Regions from separate parts of the Homo sapiens genome. Here region 2 is linked to region 1. The links are chromatin contacts, found by Hi-C or POLR2A ChIA-PET in ENCODE. All regions are on one chromosome and are shown on one strand. Each heading gives the region's core, a stretch centred on a gene start or an enhancer-like site at or near the end of the contact. The rest is flanking DNA. Distances are from core to core; before and after follow the strand shown. Region 1 has its middle 83 kb from the start of CD36. Region 2 overlaps SEMA3C (semaphorin 3C).

Region 1 (2,850 bases), core at 233-2,732:
TTGAGTGTTCTGCTCATCTCTTATGTTTGAGGAACAGCATTATCTCTGGTTTTGTGAGCACTACTATTTCAGGACCAGGTGTCCTGGTACTAATGAGTTGCCACACTCTGAGCAGTGGTGATATTTAACAGAGTATGCCTTAAAACAGCATCTATGGCTACAAATTGATGAGGGTGTCAATCATTCCTGAAAGCCTAGTATGCAAGGAGTCCAATTTTCTCCTTCCAAATTTAGGGAGTATAATATCAAAGAGATGGGAAGTGAAAACTTTCAGACTCAGCAATCACTGAGGATGGTTTCATCTAGACAATTCATTGAAGCAAGAAAGTGAGGACTAGGAGTAGTAGTATTACGTAAAATATTTACCGATTTTGACAGAAGTCATATAATAAAAATATATCTATGCCATACATTTATAACTTACAAAATTTTAGTGTACTCCTTATAAAATATTTATAATAGAAAATATTAAATATGTAATTCAAAGAAGTGTAAATTGTAAACATACCTTTGGATACAAATTTTAGAAAATAAAGTTAATTAACATAAGGTTAATATGACATGGACCTTTAATGAATCATAAATAATGAAAATAAAATACTATTTGATCATTGTAAAGTTCAACCTCATATATGTACACAAATTATCCATAAAACTAAAAAGTAGAAACAACTCAAATATCCATAAACTGATAAGTGGATAAACTTAAGGTGATACATCCATACAATAGAAAATTAGGCAATCAAAAAAATGAAATACTCCTATGTGCTACATATATGAACATTGAAAACATCATGCTAAGTGAAAGAAACTAGTCACAGGTGACTATATATTGTGTAATTCCATATATCTGAAATGTCTAGAATGAGAAAACCCATAGAGATAGAACATAAGCTAGTGGCTGCCTAGAGTGGAAGAAGGGGAAGAGGATTAAAACTGACTGCTACACAGTACAGGATTTCTTTTTGAGGTGATAAAAATATACTAGATTATGGTGGTAGTTGCACAATTTATGTACATCTACATGGGTGAATTGAATGGCATATAAATTATATCTCAAGAAAAGCTATATATATAACCCCGGACTAGTGTGCCTTTGAGTCATAATATTTGTACGCAATTTTTAATATGCTAATTAAAAGCAATTTATGCCTCTATACCAGTTGAAGGAAGAATGCTGAGGTATTTTAACTCCAACTATTTCCTTCTACCTTTTTATTCTTCAAATAATCCCAATTCTCCTTTGATAACTTTGGGTAGACAATTTTTTTTAAACAAGGATAACAAATTTTTATTGGCAAGAGTTGTATTTTGTTTCAAAGTACACTTTCCAGTTTGTTTTCTTCTTTCTTGGTTCATGCACAGTCAGATGCAAAAGTACCAAAAACAGTTTCTGTCATGTTGAAATCCTGTTGATTTGGTAAATCTAATGTCTAAATTAGAGAACTTTTCTTTCTTTCCTTATACTGCAAGTTACTCAATGTGACAGTACAGTATGACTCATAGAAGCACAGATCTGCCTACGACTGCAGGCTGTGGGTGGATTGGAGTCAAGGAAGAAAAAAATGGAGTAAGAGATTCATATGCTTTGAATTCAAGGCATAAGGGTGAGATTTCCAAATGTCAAAGTAACCTGGCATCACAACAAAATTGTATGTAGTTTGCAATACAAAAATGTTTTAAAATAATTTAACAGGGACAATTTTCAGAATACCAGCCTGGCAGTCATCACTGTTATTGCAACTGCACAGGAATCTGGGTGCTACTCCAGTCAGGATCACTGTGGATGACCTTGTTTTCTAAGCCAGGAGGATTCTTGAAATGAGCCTCTTCTGTCAATCACATGTCTAGTACAGCCAGGGTCTTTGACTGTCTGAAAGCCCCATCATTGTCACCTTCTTAGTCTCTGCTACTCACTGGGAAGCCAGAGAGATTCCCCGCTGCTCTAGGACCAGAAGACTTTCTTCCTTTCCTAGCCTCTAAAAATCTCCTCCCTCATTCTTCCTCCCAGTTATTGCTCTCTTCCGATTCCCCAGCATGGTCCCCTGAAAGAATTCAGGCACTAGAAAACTAAAGCCCAGAGGCAATTTTGTCGAAGCAATTTAATTTTTAATCAAGCTATGCAAAAATCTCAAGGGGCAGGGGAGTACTATGGCCTGGGAGGAGGAGAGAAAACAGAGTGAGAGCAAAGTAAATTATCTCTAATTTAACCTGCCATACTAGGACTTAATCTCTAACAGTTCACTCCAAATACTTCTTAGTTATATAGAATAAACCATGTCATCCAATTTGCTGCTGAATGACCTTTCACCATCCTGGGCTGATATTAGTCAGAGGTGGTGATTGCTTAAGGCTCAGCTAAAGGAGCTCATTTTGCTCCTTTGCTGCGTCTTTCAGTCATTCCATCAGCATGAGCCACTGCACTTTGTGCCAGTGTACTCTGTGCCTCTTCCCACTGGGCTCTGCATTACGCTTTCATCTCATCCCAACCACTGGGCTTCTGTTAGTCAAACTTGCATTCCACATGACACATTTCCCCATCTGTGTCTTACTGTGAATATTTTCTGCTGCTCTCATAAAATCTTTCACTACCCTGGGTTACTCTCATCTCCTTCATTTGTAGACTGCATGATGGTTAATGATTAGGATTACAATACATTTCTGTAATGTTAACATGGTATCTCCAACAGTCATTGTTTTGTGGCTACAATAACACATTCTGGATATATAAGATTGAAGATTAAGTTAATTCACTTTTATTTAAATGGGCTTATTTCTTTTTGACATTTGTAGTCCAGTTGTAGAGTATGAGTATGTGTATATAGGTGTGTGTGATGATAACAAATAATG
Region 2 (2,850 bases), core at 105-2,604, 140 kb after region 1:
GTCCAGATATATTCCAAACTGAAAAAAACTGTGAATAATTTACAATAAGCTAGAGTACTGCTCTTAAGATAGTTTGAGATTAGAGTTTTAGGTTGTAAATTTGTAAAACCACAGACATTTTGAGGAGGAATTCCAGTTCCTATTTTTAAAGATGAGGAAATTATTAAATAAATAATAGGCATTAGTTTTGTGTGTTTACAAATCACACATGCTCAAATGAGAGTGCACAAAATGAAAAGGCTATTTTTAAAATACCTAAGATAAACAGAAACAAAAAGCTTGAGTTATATCAGGTTGAGTCATTCAAAATGCATACATATTAGAGGCCATGCTTTTCACATCCTCCTTTGTGACCTTGGAGTGTTTAATTACAGCAAATGTACTTTGGCCCAGACTAGTTCCCACTTTAAATAGAGCAAGTATGAATTCGAGGTAATTCTCCATATGAATAACTGAACCCAAGATGTGTAGAACAGAATGGTATCTTAAAAAGGATAAAGTTTGGGCCCCTCGGTTAGAGGTGCATCATTTGTCCTCTTTATTATAACACTCAGACTTTACAAGAGTTTTCAACTTTTCAGGCTTTTCTTTTCTTTCCTTGATCTTTTCCTATCGTTTGAAACCTTTGAAACTCCCTCGTGAAACAGGCATTCATCATACCTTAGTTCTTAGACCATAAATCCAAAAAAAAATAAAGTGGTGAAAACTCAAGAAAAAAAAGAACGGTGTGTGTGTGTATGTGTGTTTGTGTGTGTGTAGGTGCAAAGAAGCATATTTATTTTTCCTATAGAGATGAGCCACTGTAATGGTTTATCCTAGTTATATGTTTATGCATACATACATATTTATATAACTTTTTGTTTTCCTTAATGCCTTTAGATGTAGAAATCATTTCCTTCTGTTTAGAACAAGTATATTATCAAGTTTTGTTATGCCTGTCTTACAGCTTGTGGTTGTATTGAAAAAGTACCCGATGAGCTCCCTAGAGAGGATACCTGTTCTGCTCTATCATTTTCAAGTTCATCCTAAAGATTTCTACCAAGTGTCAGGTGATCCAGTAAGCTCACAAATGCTCAGAAGAGCCTCTCTAAGTCAGGACAGCAACTAGTTCTCTTAATCACTTCGAGACAACTGCATAAACTGAATTCCATATGTTGAAAACAAAAAGAAAAGATTTAAGTCAAACGCAAAGTTTAGCTGATTTCTGTATGTGTATTCTATATTAACAATAGTTTGGCGGCACACATTTTCAAACTTAGCACCCTCCTGTTGCCACAGTCTGCTGACAGCCTCCATTTAGCTGTCTTTTGAGTCCACTGCATGGTAAGCTCCTCTCTGAGGCAAGCCACGAGGCCTTATTTGGTGATGACAGCTCAGTGGCTGGCTGGCTGGCTGGCACAGAAAATGTTTCTGAACTGAACTGAAATTTAGCAATCTCTAACACCTTTCACATGTGTTTTGGTTTAGGAGTCCCTTTGTAAGTCTGCTAGACACTATTTTTTTTTTTAAAATAATCGGGTTTCAAAAATGTCTCATCTGTGTGCTATAAACTCATTTAAACTTGGGAAACAATATTCTAATTAATAATAGGCATAAAATATAAAAGACTATAGAACGACCACTTAGCTTTTATTCAAATATCTTAGTTCTTCTAAAATAATCCTTTTAGTAATATGTATGCTTAGCAAATACGTATAGACTAGTGTTTTTATCCTACTTATTCAGCAATAATACTATTTCCAAGAATAAATGAACTATTGGTTAGTTTTTATGATTAAAGTAAACTATACCTATGACTATAAGTAAACTATGACCATGGTTTAATGGTATAAATTTATAATCATAAAAATATTTTTAATAAAAGATTATAAACCTTCTCCTAATGGCCAACTATTTTTGAATTTCTGCCTTAATATTTTGATGATACTTTTATTTCTTCCTCAAGACACATTACCATGTCTATCATGTCTCCTTTCACAGTGCAGCACCATCATATTTCCATTAACATGTGGCTCTGGACATACAATAGATCCAACTGCACCCCTTAAAACACAGCGGCAATGTGGTAGAGAAAACTGACTTAACATAGTAAAAACTATAGCCTGAGCTCTGCTCACCAAGCTGAGTATTACAGAGACATTATCCTGTTTCCATTTGATAGAGTTAAAGTGATCTCAATCAGAGAGCAAGATCTAAGCTTAATGGGTAAAAATTCAGAGTTGAGGTTTGAGATCCCAAACTGCCAAGGTCAAGGGCCCATGGTCATTACTCTTCTAGCAGTGACAGAAACAGAACGGATAAGTGCATTCAATCAAAAGGCATGAACAGCGAAGACGAGGCCACCCACACAAACATCTGTTTGCTCATGAGGTCCTTTTCATAGGATACCATAAAGACAGGTGTGGGGTTTGAAAAATTCTGTTTGGGGAGACCTACTGCTTGGTGAGTGCTTTTCTTCTGTAGTTACCTTCGAAGCATACTTTCAACAATTCTTCTTTAACTCATGTTTGTTTATTGAGTGCCAGTAATGTTGACATAGTTTATGTGTGACTTTAAATCAAAGGCATATTGAAAGAAATAATATGGATTTTCACTTAATTAACAAAGGCCTTTATCCAGTTGATCAAACATGAGAAAATGAGAACATACCAATATGAACATTCCTTTGCCATCCTGTTCCCTCACAACAGCACTACAGGGCAGACTTTCAGTATAAAACGCATGAAAAAAATGTTTTCTCCCCTGTTCAGAAAAACTTCGATTATTAAGAATTATTCCTAAAGCATCAGTTTATCTATTATTGAAAAGAAATACATATTTTTTATACATATAGAGTATTTTCACAGGGCA

The links. Hi-C counts contacts between places; a loop is a spot of excess contacts on that map. ChIA-PET counts read pairs that join two places held with the same protein, here RNA polymerase II (POLR2A). Pooled maps may share reads with other maps.
Region 2: a loop to region 1 is called in a map of prostate gland, with 2.2 times the contacts of the local background. The contact joins two enhancer-like sites. A Hi-C loop is called at or near these places in 1 of 168 maps with a recorded cell type or tissue (prostate gland) and 1 of 50 pooled maps. POLR2A ChIA-PET finds 5 or more read pairs at or near these places in 3 of 52 experiments (AG04449, AG04450 and BJ).

What each region holds. Positions count from the first base shown.
Region 1 is chr7:80,720,534-80,723,383 of GRCh38, forward strand. No RefSeq gene overlaps it. Among named protein-coding and RNA genes, the nearest start is that of CD36, 83 kb to the left of the region's middle. RefSeq lists a silencer at 2,320-2,614. Within about 2 kb of position 1,483, at least 14 of the 41 ENCODE cell types and tissues checked have a DNase peak (open chromatin) inside an H3K27ac peak, as active enhancers do.
Region 2 is chr7:80,858,422-80,861,271 of GRCh38, forward strand. All of the region lies in intron 2 of SEMA3C (semaphorin 3C), which reads right to left. Among named protein-coding and RNA genes, the nearest start is that of SEMA3C, 59 kb to the right of the region's middle. Within about 2 kb of position 1,355, at least 9 of the 41 ENCODE cell types and tissues checked have a DNase peak (open chromatin) inside an H3K27ac peak, as active enhancers do.